Linked DNA regions of Homo sapiens: all the other regions are linked to region 2. Evidence: chromatin contacts called from ENCODE Hi-C or POLR2A ChIA-PET data. All regions are on one chromosome and are shown on one strand. The core of a region is the stretch at or near the end of the contact, and the rest is flanking DNA. Distances in the headings are between cores, read along the strand shown. Region 1 holds the start of PSMB4 (proteasome 20S subunit beta 4). Region 2 holds the start of S100A10 (S100 calcium binding protein A10). Region 3 holds the start of GABPB2 (GA binding protein transcription factor subunit beta 2). Region 4 holds the start of RFX5 (regulatory factor X5).

Region 1 (3,290 bases), core at 30-2,529, 590 kb after region 2:
ACTTACCTGAGCCAAGTATGCACCATAACCAGTGGCCAGCGAAGGGGCTTCATAGGCTACACCAAGCATGTCCACATAACCGAGGAAGCTAACAGGACACAATGGGTCAAAACTCATTTCACCTTAGATTCATCTTAGCTGAAGAAGGGGACCATGGGGTCTGAGTTAAAGTGGGATTCACTTGGGGAGAAGAGACAGAAGAGATACTACACAGGTACTAGGTTGGGTGGTAAAGGAAATAAGTTATTTGTATTCATATGAACCTCTCTCCATCAGCATAGCCTCCGATGACCATGGTGTTCCACAAAGGGTTCATCTTCGAGCGCCGGCTGTACATGGCCCTGGTCAGCCATGAATGAATAGCTCTAGGACTATAGCTGTGTCCATCTCCCAGAAGCTCCTCATCAATCCTTAAAAGGAATTGGTTGTGAGAAAAGGGAGAGAATTAAGTCGGGGTCTCCACCCATCCCCAAAAGAAGTTACCACACCTTCCCCCATTTTACACCTAATGCCAAAAACTTTATTGCAAACACAGATCGCCCACCTCCAACAACTCTTCCAGTCCCCCGCTGCAACAAGTCCCCCCATCCCATCGAAGGGAATAAAAAACAGGGGACTCCCCTCTCTACTTGGGAACCACTCTCCTGTTCTCTGGATGACTTACACCATCTGGCCGAGAACTTGCTTCAAATACTGGAAATCAGCGTAGTCGCCAGAGGCACCCAGCATGGTACTGTTGTTGACTCGCATAATGCGAGAGATGTTGCGGAAACGAGCCAAGGAGCCGTAGGATCCCAGCATGTCTGCGGCAATCACCACTCCGCCCTCGAACTTAACGCCGAGGACTGAGGTCCCGGTCACCATGGGGTTCCTAAAGAGTGAGAACGGTGGGAGCTGAGAGGGGGGATGGACTGCGCCCTCTTTCCGCGCACTGAGCTGCGCTTCTGATTTTCTATAATTCCTTCCAATTATTCTGCATTCTCCAGGACTCCGCGCCCTGAGCTCCCCTGCCGTTCGCGCGCCCCCGGGGTCCCCGCCTCACCTTCCCGGGCTCTCAAAACCAGCCGGCAGCACCAGGCCCCACGGTCCCTCCCGCTACGCAAACGAAAGCGCCGAGAACTTACTGGGTCCGCGTGATTGGACCTCTGTAAAGTGCAGACGCCGGATCCATGAAGGAATCGGGAGTGGACGGAATGCGGTAAAACTGTCCTGGGGCCGGACCCCCCGCCCAAAGTCCGGACCGCGACCCCAAAAACGCTTCCATCTTAGTCACGGTAGCAGAAAAAATGAAAGCGCTTGCGCCAACGGAAGCGGAAGTGATCCTTCAGTGTCATTTCTTTCTTTTTCCTGTAGACGACTTCCAGCAGCCATGTTGATGAGGTCGTAGCTGAACATGCAGTAATCCTAGGTGGCGACCGAGACAGGGAGTTGAAATTGCCCAACATCGCTTCGCATCGCATCGCATCTCCGTGGAGTTTGGACCAGATCACAGCGTTCTAACACACGATTCAAGGAGGAGGGAGGCATGAAGGTGGGGTGGGGAGGTGGCCACTTAAAGACGCTGATCCTGAGTGAGACGTCACAATTTTTTATTTTATTTTTTATTTTTTTGAGACGGAGTCTCGCTCTGGCCCCCAGGCTGGAATGCAGTGGCGCGATCTCGGCTCACTGCAACCTCCGCCTCCCAGATTCAAGCGATTCTCGTGCCTTAGCCTCCCGAGTAGCTGGGATTACAGGCGCCTGCCACCACGCCTGGCTAATTTTTTGTATTTTTGCTAGAGATGGGGTTTCACCATGTTGGCCAGGCTGGTCTCGAACTCCGGATCTCAGGTGATCCGCCTGCCTCGGACTCCCAAAGTGCTGGGATTACAGGAGTAAGCCGCCTCGCCCGGCCTAGAAGTCACAGTTCTCATGTTCCTTTTGTATCATTATCAAAAAGCCCACATGAAAATATCAGTGAACACAGGATCTCTTACATCTGTACTCCTCAGAGCAGCCCCATGTGGCAGGCATTATTCGACCCATTTGGTAAATAGGAAACCGAGGCTTGCGGTGTAGTGATTTACCCAGTCACACAGCCGATAACGGTAGAACTGAATCTTGAAGCTAGAATAAAAAAAGGAATCAGGGCCGGGTGCGGTGGCTCATGCCTGTAATCCCAGAACTTTGGGAGGCCAAGACGGGAGGATCACTTGAACCCAGGAATTCAAGACCAGCCTTGGCAACATGGTGAGACCTCACCTCTACAAAACAAAACAAAACAAAAAATTAGCCAGGCCTGTAATTCCAGCTACTTGGGAGGGTGAGGTGGGAGAATCGCCTGAACCCGAGGGAGGTTGCAGTGAGCCAAGGTGGCGCCACTGCACTCCAGCCTGGGCAACAGAGCGAGACCCTGTCACAAAAAAAAAAAAAAAAAAAAAAAAAAAAAGAATACACTTGTGTATACCCTGTGGGGTGTGATAGCTCAGGTGGATCAAGCACTCTCTGTGGGACCTTAGACAAGTCTGAAAGTTTCCTTATTGTCAAGGGCCCTTGCCCACCTCTAAAGAAACAGAAAAATTCCATTGGAAGTGTAGGGGTGAAACTAAATTCCAGGGGTTTCCTTCTCAGTGTAACTCCATAGCAGGGGCTGGAAACTGTCTTGAATCAAACTGGTGAATTTTGTCAAAGATAAACAAAGCCGGACACTAAAGTGGAAAGGACAGATTTCAATCAGTAATAACTACTACAATAAGGAAAAACAGTTCAGCATGAACTGAACTCAACTGCAATTTGTATGCAAGTAATGGGTATTTTATAGGGAAAATGAGGTTAGGGGACAGTGAGACAGAGGGTCAGTAGAGTCAGGGAAGTGAACATTTACAGAATTAGTCAATGTAAATGTGCTTAGGTCAATGATGTCTGCTAGCTGGCATTTATGGAAGTTAGGATTCCATCCTCCCACAGAGACTGGTGAGGATACCATCCTCAACACTGTCCTTAGGTGTCTTTTGTTTGTTTGTTTTTTGAGACAAGGTCTGGCTCTGTCACCCAGGCTGGAGTGCAGTGGCATGATCTCGGCTCACTGCGACCCTTGCCTCCCCGGCTCCAGCGATCCTCCAGCTGCAACCTCTCGAGTAGCTGGGGACTACAGATGCCACACCCGGCTAATTTTTGTTTTTGTTTTTTTTCTTTTTTTCTTATTTTGAGAGGGAGTCTTGCTCTGTTGCACAGGCTGGAGTGCAGTGGCACGATCTCAACTCAAAGCAGCCTCCGCCTCCCTGGTTCAAGCGATTCTCCAGCCTCAGCCT
Region 2 (3,339 bases), core at 35-2,534:
CCAGGTCTGCTCATTCCTTTAGGATCATTCATTCCTCCCAAGGCCTCCCTTGGGAACAAAGGAAAACCCCAGAGTTTGGGATTGGGCTCTTTTCCACCAACAGCTGCTAGTAGTTTGTATTTAACCCTGAGTCACAATTAAAATAAAAGAGGGCGGGCGGGGGAGGGGCGAGGAGTTGGTAAGCATCCCCTAGGAAACACTTAGGTTTTCTCTAAATTTATTCCAGAAAATTCTTCTAAAGGACTTTTCAAGGACCACAGCATACTGCCTTGGAAACTTAGTTTTTAACCTTTTTCTTTTCTTTTTTTCTTTTTTCTTTTTTTTTTTTTTTTTTGAGACAGAGTCTCACTCTGTCACCCAGGCTGGAGTGCAGTGGTGCGATCTCGGCTCACTGCAACCTCTGTCTCCCAGGTTCAAGCGATTCTCATGCCTCAGTCTCCTGGGATTACAGGCGCGCATCACCACTCCCGGCTAATTTTTGTATCAGTAGAGACAAGGTTTCACCATGTTGGCTAAGCTGGTGTTGAACTCCTGACCTGAGGTGATCCGCCCGCCTCGGCCTCCCAAAGTGTTGGGATTACAGGCGTGAGCCACCGCGCCCGGCCAGTTTTTAACACTATTAGCCACACTGAAACTGAACTATTGATCAAGTGACGCCACACAAAGGGGTAAATCCCCTGTTCAACAAAGGGTTTGTGACGCCCCTGGGTGCTGACAAGCCAAACCGCACCCTCCCTGCGGCACCTCGCGGGCCGGTGGGGCGGGAAGCCCGGCTTCTGGGGAGGTGCCGCCCCTCCACTGGCGCAGGCCGCCGAGACCCCCAGACGGACCTCCTAGGGCTAATCTGATAGTGCCTCTGAGGTCGATAGGACTCCACGTGCCACTCCCTGCAGGGTCATCCAGCAAGTAATTCCTAGACCCGTAGGTGGCCGCAGAGCCGGTTACCTCTGGTTCTGCGCCAGCGTGCCCCACCCGCAGGACGGCCGGGTTCTTTGATTTGTACACTTTCTAAAACCAAACCCGAGAGGAAGGGCAGGCTCAGGGTGGGGATGCCCTGAAATATTCGAGAGCAGGACCGTTTCTACTGAAGAGAAGTTTACAAGAACGCTCTGTCTGGGGCGGGCGAGGCCTCTGCGAGGCGGGTCCGGGAGCGAGGGCAGGGCGTGGGCCGCGCGCCCGGGGTCGGGGGAGTCGGGGGCAGGAAGAGGGGGAGGAGACAGGGCTGGGGGAGCGCCCTGCCGAGCGCCCGCCAGGCTCCTCCCGCTCCCGCGCCGCCTCCCTCTACCCACCCGCCGCACGTACTAAGGAAGGCGCACAGCCCGCCGCGCTCGCCTCTCCGCCCCGCGTCCAGCTCGCCCAGCTCGCCCAGCGTCCGCCGCGCCTCGGCCAAGGTGAGCTCCGCCCGGCCCACGCGCCCCTCCTGGGTAGTCCCCAGGCCCGGACCTGCTGCCCGGGGAAAACCCTGCACCCGGCTTCGCGGGGCGTCCGGAGCACCGCGGGGCTGGGCGGGGAGCGGCTGGTGGGGAATCCGCTGCTCAGTGCTCCGGGCCACACCCAAACGAGGCCAGCAGCGCCCCTCCCCGGCCCGGGCGCGGCCGCCCCCAGACCCACGCGGACCAGAGGAGGGGGCACTTGTTCTTTAGGAGGGGACCGTGGTATTGGTGCGCCTGAACCTCTTCCCTCCTCCCTTTATGTTTGCGTTGCTTTACTCCCACCTTTCCTACTTTCCCACTCGTCTCTCGGGTTACCGAATCCCTCCTACACGCCCCTGCCCTGGCTGGCGTGTTTCTTGGTGGGTTCCGCTCGCAGGCCGGGTCTGCATGTTCGTAGCCTGCTCCCGGCTGTACCGCCCAAGTAGGCGCGGGTAGGACGAGTAGGCAGCTGGGGCGTCCCTTCCGTAACCCTTAGTCCGTCGGCCAAACAGGCGTTTCTGGTCGGGGCTTCCTGTTGTCTGCTCGACGGAAAGGGTCTTCCTGCTGAGGGAGGGAGGTCCACTTGTTTTCTTTCTACAGCAGTTTGGCTGGGGTTTGTGGGAGAGGGCCCTGTGTGACGTGGTTTCTCTACTGAAAGGGTTCCCTTGCTGTCTTAATAAGTGGAACCAGAAAGAGATGGAGGAAGAGCAGGCTTGATGAAGGATCTTCCAATCATAGATTAATTTGGCCCGGTGCAGTGAAACAGACAGACGTGCCTTTGGTACTTGGTTCACCACCTGTGCTTTGGCCGAAGGAATGGCGCTGCCCCTAGCCGTGGACACTGCTGCCTGTCCAGCCTCAGTCCAGCTCTGCCTAAGTGAAACCAGGAGCTCTGCCTTGTTGGCTGGGGTGGAATGCAGAGCGCTCCAAGCCAGGCCAGCACAGGGGAGCCCTAAGCCAGATTCTGGGATGCATTAAGCCCACCCCGTTTTCTGCCCCCACCCAGTTCCGTCTCTGCGGGAGCTTCTGCAGGGCGTGGTTAGCACAAAGGGCTCCAGGATTCTCCCAGTGGTCTGAGGCCTGTGACTCAGCTGTGAGACCATGTGGGTGTGGCCGGTTGCAGATACTCTCGGTGGATGGTTTGGACAGAACACTCCCTGAAGGAAAAGGAGAACTGTGCCATCTCAGAGGGCATTTTCCAAGAGGAAGTGAGTCACACCTGGTCTGGCTGCCAGTCTGCAGGAGAGGTTTCTCGACTGAACTGCCGGTGAGGGCAGTAATTAGATCTGCAGGGCCTTGGCGAGACCGCTTTTCGTTATCGGCCAGTATGCGCCTGGCAGCCTGCCTCAGCCTTACTTGGGAGGTAGCTTTTCCCGCTAAGAGGTTTGCAGTTGTTGCGGATATTTTTCCCCAGAAGCTTGAGTTTCAGTCTCCAGGAATGGAGTTTTATGTTGTGCGTTTTAGGTGAGGCCAGGCTCATGGAAACACCCAGTCGGTGATCTTTGCCTCCAACATGTTTCAGCAAATTGCAAAAGATAATGCCAGGGGTTGGAGTGGGAATGAGTTCATATAACTTATTGGAAGTTTCTTCATCGGCCCTGCCCCCACAGATTCCTATCCAGTTTCTCTTTAATCATCCCTTCCAAATGGTGTATTTGTTCCTTCACAGCCAGAGGATAGTTTCTTCACTGTGGCCCTTGATCCACCATTTGGAGTTTCTTATCTAGGTTCTTACAATTTTTTTGGTCTACTGGGCATGAAGCAATTTTTGGGTCTTACCCTGCTTTCTGGGTGATGCTCTTCCTAGCTTTTCTCCGACACATCATATAGGCCCCTTTCCTCCCGTGTGCTGGCCAGCCTCCTAAGCAGCCACTCCAGTGAGGTCAGGGTGGAGCTGAGACTGTGTGCCTCCCTGCTTTCTACTGAC
Region 3 (3,345 bases), core at 726-3,225, 920 kb after region 2:
AGCTGGGATTACAGGTGTGTGCCACCACGCCCGGCTAATTTTTTGTATTTTTAGTAGAAATGGGGTTTCACCATGTTAGCCAGGCTGGTGTCGAACTCCTGACCTCAGGTGATCCACCCACCTCGGCCTCCCAAAGTGCTGGGATTACAGGCCAGAGCCACCACGCCCGGCCTGTTTGTTTTTTAAAGAGACAGGGCCTCACTCTGTGGTCCAGGCTGGAGTGCAGTGGTGCAATCACGGCTCACTGCAGCCTCGACCTCAAGCGATCCTCCCACCTCAGTTTCCCGAGTAGCTGGGACCACCAGTGGGCACTACCACGCCCAGCTGATTAAAAATAATTTTTTTTTCTCTGTACCGACAGGGGTCTCCCTATTTCGCCCAGGCTGGTCTAGAACTCCAGGGCTCAAGGGATCCTCCCACCTCAGCTTCCCAAAATGCTGGGATTACAGGCGTGAGCCACTGCGCCCGGCCAAAACCTTTCAATAAGTGTGTGTTTTAATAATTCATGAAGTGCTTGAGCTCTTGACAACAAAGTACTCTATTATCCAAGATAATTAGAGTAATTACTTTTGTTTATTTAAGAATCTGGATGGGGCAGTTTTCTCTTTATTGTCATCAAAGCACGTGTGAAAATACATGCCTAAGAACATCTCTACTGGATTGGGTGGACCAAGTGATTAGATGAAAATATGGTCTTGGATGGCCAAAATTTTGTTACATCGTTGATAGTAAGCCATAGACTGTCCTTTTCCAAAGACGTTGGGTTGGGGGGGACCCCCTAGAGAGAAAGCCCTTTTGGGAAAAGGGAGAGGAATGGGATGACCTCTGGCTCAAGGAAGTATGTGAAAACAGGAGACAGCCAACGGAAAGAATTGCAATGGAAGAATCTATGGTTCTTTTAGTATTGCTCAAGTCCCCACTGGGCGGCCAGCTGTACAAACAACTGTGAAAGAAGCAGAGGCGAGGCCGGGAGCCGTGGCTCACGCCTGCAATCCCAGCACTTTGGAAGGCCAAGGCGGGGGGATCCCCTAAGGTCAGGAGTTCGAGACCAGCCTGGCTAACATGGTGAAACCCCGTCTCTATTAAAAATATACAAAAATTAGCCATGCATGGTGGCGCACGCCTGTAATCCCAGCTACTCGGGAGGCTGAGGCAGGAGAATCGCTTGAACCCGGGAAGCGGAGGTTGCAGTGAGCTGCAGGTTGCAGTGAGCCGAAATCGCGCCACTGCACTCCAGCCTGGGTGACAGAGCAAGACTCAGTTTTGAAAAAAAAAAAAAAAAGAGCAAAAAAGCAGAGGCGGGGCCCGTACTGCTCTCATTCAGATTACCGAGTTCACTAGTAATCTTTCAGGTCATTATTTGGGTCAGATAATGAGAGTCGCCGTTTCCCTCTCTATCATAAACCCTACAGTTCCTCACACCAATGTCTGTCTGAAAGATGGGAACCAATTTGGGGCAGGGGGCCAAACTCAGCCTCGGCGACAGGCCTCGGCCCCGGCTCCGCGCCGCCCCCTAGTGGTCACCTCCGCGGCCTGGGCTTCCCTTGGTCCAGCTCCCCAGCCCCAGGTCTTACACCCACCCCCTTCTTCACCTCCTTCCAGTCCCCTCCCCTTCCTCCCGACAGCATCCCCTTCCTCCCCGTCCCCCTCCCGCCGCTGCCCCCGCTTCAGTGACGGGGAGCCGCGAGGTCTGCACCCAGAAGTCCGAGGCTGGGCTGGGAAGCGGTGTGACTTCTCACGGCACTTTCCTTTCCAGCCCTGACGCCCCCCGGAGTCCACACATCTCTTCTTTCCTCCTCACCTCCTCGTCCGGGACGCTGCCGGCCACGCTTCCACGGAGCCCGCCAGTTTAGTCCCGTTTCCTTCTCTAGTTAAGACTCCCTGTCAAGGACGGTTACTTTTTGCCCTTTTCATGTGTGCATGTTTTGGGGGCCTTTAACCCCCCCTCGTGGAGAAACAGAGGCAACAAAATGGCGGACCCGGAAATGAAGGCGCCGCGAGTAAGATTTCTGGCGGAGGAATCTGTGAAGGGAAAATGATCAGAAAACTCATGCTCCCATTCTAACAGAAAGATGATGCACCCCCGAGGTTCATCGCCTTTCTGCTGAGGCACTTCTGAGGTGGAAAAGTGCGTCACCGAGGCATGCTAGGCAGGACTATTTAACGGGGCGGAGGACTGCTGGTTACGTATCTTGCGCGTCTGAATAGTTCCAGCAGGGGACGGATCCTAGGTCTGGTGTTGGCGCCAAGAACCTGGCGAACTGCTGAGGGAGACTCGGAGCGTGCGTCAGTCATGCAGATTGCGTCTTAACTCTTGGCTGCTTCTTCGGGGTCCGGGGCGGCCAGGTTTAGTTTGACAGGAAAGCCTCGTTTCCTTATCCCAACCTCGGCTGCAGCTGTTTGGGACGTTCCTGGCTTTGTGCATTGGGTTCTGGTGCCTGATGGACACATTTTTCCAGTTACAGGCCGAATGTAAGGACCCCAGAGCCAAGCTGTCAGTGAGAACAGTGAAACAAATAACTGAGTCATTTCTTTTCTTTCTTTCTTTTTTTTTTTTGAGACGGAGTCTCGCTCTGTCGCCCAGGCTGGAGTGCAGTGGCTCGATCTCGGCTCGCTGCATGCTCCGTCTCCCGGGCTCACGCCATTCTCCTGCCTCAGCCTCCGGAGTAGCTGGGACTGCAGGCGCCCGCCACCACGCCCGGAGATTTTTTTGTATTTTTAGTGGAGACGGGGTTTCACCGTGTTAGCTAGGATGGTCTCGATCTCCTGACATCGTGATCCACCCGCCTCGGCCTCCCAAAGTGCTGGGATTACAGGCGTGACCCACCGCGCGCGGCCTTTTTTTTTTGAGACGGAGTCTCGCTTCGTCCGTCGCCCAGGCTGAAGTGCAGTGGCGTGACCTCGGTTCGCTGCAACCTCTGCCTCCCGGGTTCAAGTGATTGTCCTGCCTCAGCCTCCCCAGCAGCTGGGATTACAGGCGTCCGCCACCACGCTGGGCTAATTTTTGTATTTTTAGTAGAGATGGGGTTTTATTTTACCATGTTGGCCAGGCTGGTCTCGAACTCCTGACCTCAAGTGATTGGCCCGCCTCGGCCTCCCGAAGTGCTGGGATTACAGGCGTGAGCCACCGCGCCCGGCCTGAGTCATTTCTTTTTGGAGGCCTGCAAGAGGATGGAGCATGAGTTTGCAAATCCATTTAGTCACTTTATTTACCAAACAGTTGATCCCTGTCTCCACCCACCAATTGCCATGGCTGAAGGACTCTGAAGGGGCCCTTCAAAACTCAGTAAAAATAGAAAAGGACGCACTACTTATCCTTCCTGGCCCCATTCTTCGTTAGACTGG
Region 4 (3,429 bases), core at 930-3,429, 650 kb after region 2:
TTGCCTTTGCCTCCCAAAGTATTGAGATTATAGGCATGAGCCATCATGTCCAGCCCGTTATACCCATATTTATTTATGAGTATCTGCAAATATGTATACATGCAGTCTAAGGCAGTGCTCAAAACAATCAGCTTTGAGGCAGACTGCCTGCCTTTGGATCCTGATTCTAGCACTTTCTACATATATGACTAAGGACAAGTCCCTTCACCTCTCCACATTGGTTTCCTCATCTGTAAAATGGAGACAGTAACAGTACCTACTTCAGAGAGTTGCTGTGAGCATTACACGAGGTGTTTAGCATTTGGTATGGTGTCTGATACCTAATAAACACCAAATAAATTTTTGTTTGTTTTTGTTTGAGACGGAGTTTCGCTCTTGTTGCCAGGCTGTAGTGTAATGGCACAATCCTCCGCCTCCCCAGTTCAAGTGATTCTCCTGCCTCAGCCTCCCGAGTAGCTGGGATTACAGGCATGCGCCACCACGCCCGGCTAATCTTGTATTTTTAGTAGAGACGGGGTTTCTTCATGTTGGTCAAGCTGGTCTCGAACTCCCAACCTTAGGTGATCCGCCCACCTCAGCCTCCCAAAGTTTTGGGATTACAGGCGTGAGCCACCGCGCCTGGCCTAATAAACACCAAATAAATTTTAGCTGTTATTAGAAAACCTGGCCAGGTGCAGTGGCTCACACCTGTAATCCCAGCACTTTGGGAGGCCAAGGCAGGTGGATCACCTGAAGTCAGGAGTTTGAGACCAGCCTGACCAACATGGTGAAACTCCGTCTCTACTAAAAACACAAAAATTATCTGGGCGTGGTGATGCACGTCTGTAAACCCAGTTACTCGGGAGGGTGAGGCAGGAGAATCGCTTGAACCCAGGAGGCGGAGGTTGCAGTGAGCCAAGATCGTGCCATTGCACTCCAGCCTGGGCAACAGAGCGAGACTCCGTCTCAAAGAAAAAAAAAAAAGAAAGAAAGAAAGAAAAAAGAAAACCTCTTGCCAATATATCCTTATTGCCCCAACTCCACAATCTCCTGGGTTCCCCCAGCACTCATAGAAGCTGATAATAGGGAAAGGTAGGCTGTAAAGGGCAATGGTGATGAGCTCAGGCAGCACTACTGTCTTCTTTACAAAAGCACATTAATGATGAGCCTGGAGAACATATTAGATGTCAGGATGGCAAATACAGTTTTGGTTGTAACATGACCGCTGCGCAAAACAAAATACATCCATGTAAGAGGCTTTCAACCTGGAGTCCATGACCTCTCTGAAATTAGATGCAAAACTTGGTCTCTGTGTGCATTTTTCATGGTAGAGGGTCCATTGCTTTTGTCTGATTCATAACCTTAAAATGTCTTAAGTAAGAGGGTTAAGAACCCATGACCTATTCAGTACAATGTTCCCTGAGTGTAAAAAGTTCCTGTGGCATCCAGCACCCCCGTGGGAGTCCATCAAAATTCCAGGGTTCACCGACTGCAGAACTATGGGGATGCAAATGCATTTGCAACTCTTTGGAAGTAAAGTACACACGGGAAACCAAGAAATACTAAGAGGGAAAAAGCATTTTAGTTTAATGGGTACAACTGCTGAGGTTTTGAGGCCTCCATCAAGAAGGAAAAGAGAGCCCAGATTGCAGGTCTGTTGCGAGTAAGTGTGTCTGCAGGTTGTATTAGGCATGTGGTGATGGTGATGGGGGGTTATAGGAGCTTACAGTGAACTTCCATCACTCCTACCCATCATTGTCTAGTTATTTTATCATCCATTGATTCTTCTCTTCCGGCAGCTCTGAGGACCGTAGACTAAACTGAAACACAAAAGGGGAGGGCAAAAGAAAAGACAGTTCCAAAGGGAGCCGAGCGCCCGTTCTTTCATCCTGCGGTCCCTTTAAGAGAAGAACCTCTTGGGACCTGCAGTCCCAACCGACCCCAGTTTTAACCGAAACCCAACCCGGACTTCCCCCTCTTGACTCAAATAAGACCAACTTTGGATTTTCCCTCCCCTATTGACCAATCAGATTCTGTTACCAGGCAGACTTCAGCGGCCGCCGGTACGAGCCCGGCGCCTTCTGTCTCCGGGTGGCAGCAGTGACCAATGACAGAGCAGGCCGCCCGTGTATCTAGGCAGATCGCGGCTGTTACAACCATTCAGAAAAAGGAAAATAAAGCAACGCACGAGCCGGCTGGGCCAGGACCTTGGGGCTGGGCTGGAGTGAAGGTGGCTACGAGGTAGTTTCTCTTTCTCCCTTACCTTTATTGTTGCTTGTGTTGGAAGGCGACTGTTCAGAGGTAGGGAGGGGCAAGATGAGTTGGGAGGAGAGCAGAAAAAGATTGTAGCTGTATTTTCAACAGCTTCTTCACCCATGTGCACGTGCCCGGAATCTGGGACCCCATTCCCCTGCCGGGTTTCTGACGCCCAGCGCATGAGTTCCGCTACCCCGCCCCACCCCCGCTCCACTTTGCAGAAACCGGGGATTGAATGGAGGGGGAAGGGAAGGAGGTGGGGGCGCGCCTCAGGATGGGCTGTTGTGGGAGATGACGTAGGGGCCGGCGACGTGGGGAGGGGGAGCAGCGGGGGAAGTCGTGGCGAGATTAAGTAATGAGAACTTGGGCCCAGTTTTTTTTCCAAGCCTAGAAGGGCAGAATATGTTCGTATCCTTTCTGACCTCCCAGGCATATGCAATGGTGAGGAGTATTTTTGAGAATTAGAGAACTTTGTTTTGTGGCTGTTATTGTTGTTTTTGAGGGGGAGGAGGGCAGTATGGGGTCAGAGGCAGAAATGAAAATTTCTTGCTAACATGGATTCCCAATCCCCCTATCTCTTCCTTTACAGTTTTCCAGATTTAGGAGACTTCAGAAAGGTGGGGCAGATAGAATGGAGATGGCAAAGATCTCTTTGGGCATATATGGGCCTGGCGAAGTAATGGAATAATTTCTAATTTTCGGAGAAGGCAAGTGGTGAGAAAAAGACCACCGGGGAAATTCGGAGGCTTTGTTTCTGTTTCTCTGCCTTTCTGGGTAAAGAGATGAGGAGTGCCCTGGGGCCTTCTGGGGAAGGGAAGGCCAGTGTGAGTTACATCTTTATGCCTGTCCCTCTCAATTCTAGCCCTCATGCCGGGATGGCAGAAGATGAGCCTGATGCTAAGAGCCCCAAGACTGGGGGAAGGGCCCCCCCAGGTGGTGCTGAGGCTGGGGAACCTACCACCCTTCTTCAGAGGCTCCGAGGTACCATTTCGTAAGTACTCATCACATCTCCAAGTCCTGTCCAAGACCTGAGTATAGATCCCTGCAGCACTTCACTTTGGCTGTAGATGAACTGCCTCTCAGCAAGGGCATGGGAGCAGAGGGAGATTTTTGGCCATGGTAGCAATTCTTGAGCACCTGCTGGGCATTTCAGTCCTTTTCCCTCCCTAGCAGTCAGATAAAGAGACAGGGAAA

What was found. A loop is a pair of places that touch in the nucleus more often than their neighbours do. ChIA-PET counts read pairs that join two places held with the same protein, here RNA polymerase II (POLR2A). Pooled maps may share reads with other maps.
Region 1: a loop to region 2 is called in a pooled map, with 6 times the contacts of the local background. The contact joins the promoter of PSMB4 here to the promoter of S100A10 in region 2. A Hi-C loop is called at or near these places in 3 of 50 pooled maps. POLR2A ChIA-PET finds 5 or more read pairs at or near these places in 2 of 52 experiments (HCT116 and naive thymus-derived CD4-positive, alpha-beta T cell).
Region 3: a pooled map shows a loop between it and region 2 (3-fold over the local background). The contact joins the promoter of GABPB2 here to the promoter of S100A10 in region 2. A Hi-C loop is called at or near these places in 1 of 50 pooled maps. POLR2A ChIA-PET finds 5 or more read pairs at or near these places in 2 of 52 experiments (OCI-LY7 and T-cell).
Region 4: a pooled map shows a loop between it and region 2 (5-fold over the local background). The contact joins the promoter of RFX5 here to the promoter of S100A10 in region 2. A Hi-C loop is called at or near these places in 4 of 50 pooled maps. POLR2A ChIA-PET finds 5 or more read pairs at or near these places in 2 of 52 experiments (CD8-positive, alpha-beta T cell and PC-9).

What each region holds. Positions count from the first base shown.
Region 1 is chr1:151,397,562-151,400,851 of GRCh38, reverse strand. It overlaps PSMB4 (proteasome 20S subunit beta 4), which reads right to left and starts at 1,279. Exons shown (of 7, transcript NM_002796.3): 1 at 1,125-1,279; 2 at 665-871; 3 at 264-410; 4 at 7-88. The coding sequence starts at 1,264. RefSeq lists a silencer at 552-709 and enhancers at 478-1,199, 1,550-1,599, 1,200-1,922.
Region 2 is chr1:151,991,804-151,995,142 of GRCh38, reverse strand. It overlaps S100A10 (S100 calcium binding protein A10), which reads left to right and starts at 1,284. Exons shown (of 3, transcript NM_002966.3): 1 at 1,284-1,391. RefSeq lists silencers at 857-986, 1,117-1,166, 1,177-1,476 and an enhancer at 2,045-3,244.
Region 3 is chr1:151,069,391-151,072,735 of GRCh38, reverse strand. It overlaps GABPB2 (GA binding protein transcription factor subunit beta 2), which reads right to left and starts at 1,975. Exons shown (of 9, transcript NM_144618.3): 1 at 1,802-1,975. MLLT11 (MLLT11 transcription factor 7 cofactor) reads right to left here. Exons shown (of 2, transcript NM_006818.4): 2 at 3,192-3,345. RefSeq lists enhancers at 591-1,525, 1,893-2,102, 1,526-2,460 and silencers at 1,423-1,582, 1,613-1,692.
Region 4 is chr1:151,346,002-151,349,430 of GRCh38, reverse strand. It overlaps RFX5 (regulatory factor X5), which reads left to right and starts at 2,179. Exons shown (of 11, transcript NM_001025603.2): 1 at 2,179-2,220; 2 at 2,825-2,942; 3 at 3,098-3,226. The coding sequence starts at 3,111. RFX5-AS1 (RFX5 antisense RNA 1) reads right to left here and starts at 2,421. Exons shown (of 2, transcript NR_131972.1): 1 at 2,243-2,421; 2 at 1,540-1,799. RefSeq lists enhancers at 1,765-2,114, 2,081-2,663, 1,718-2,917, 3,257-3,346.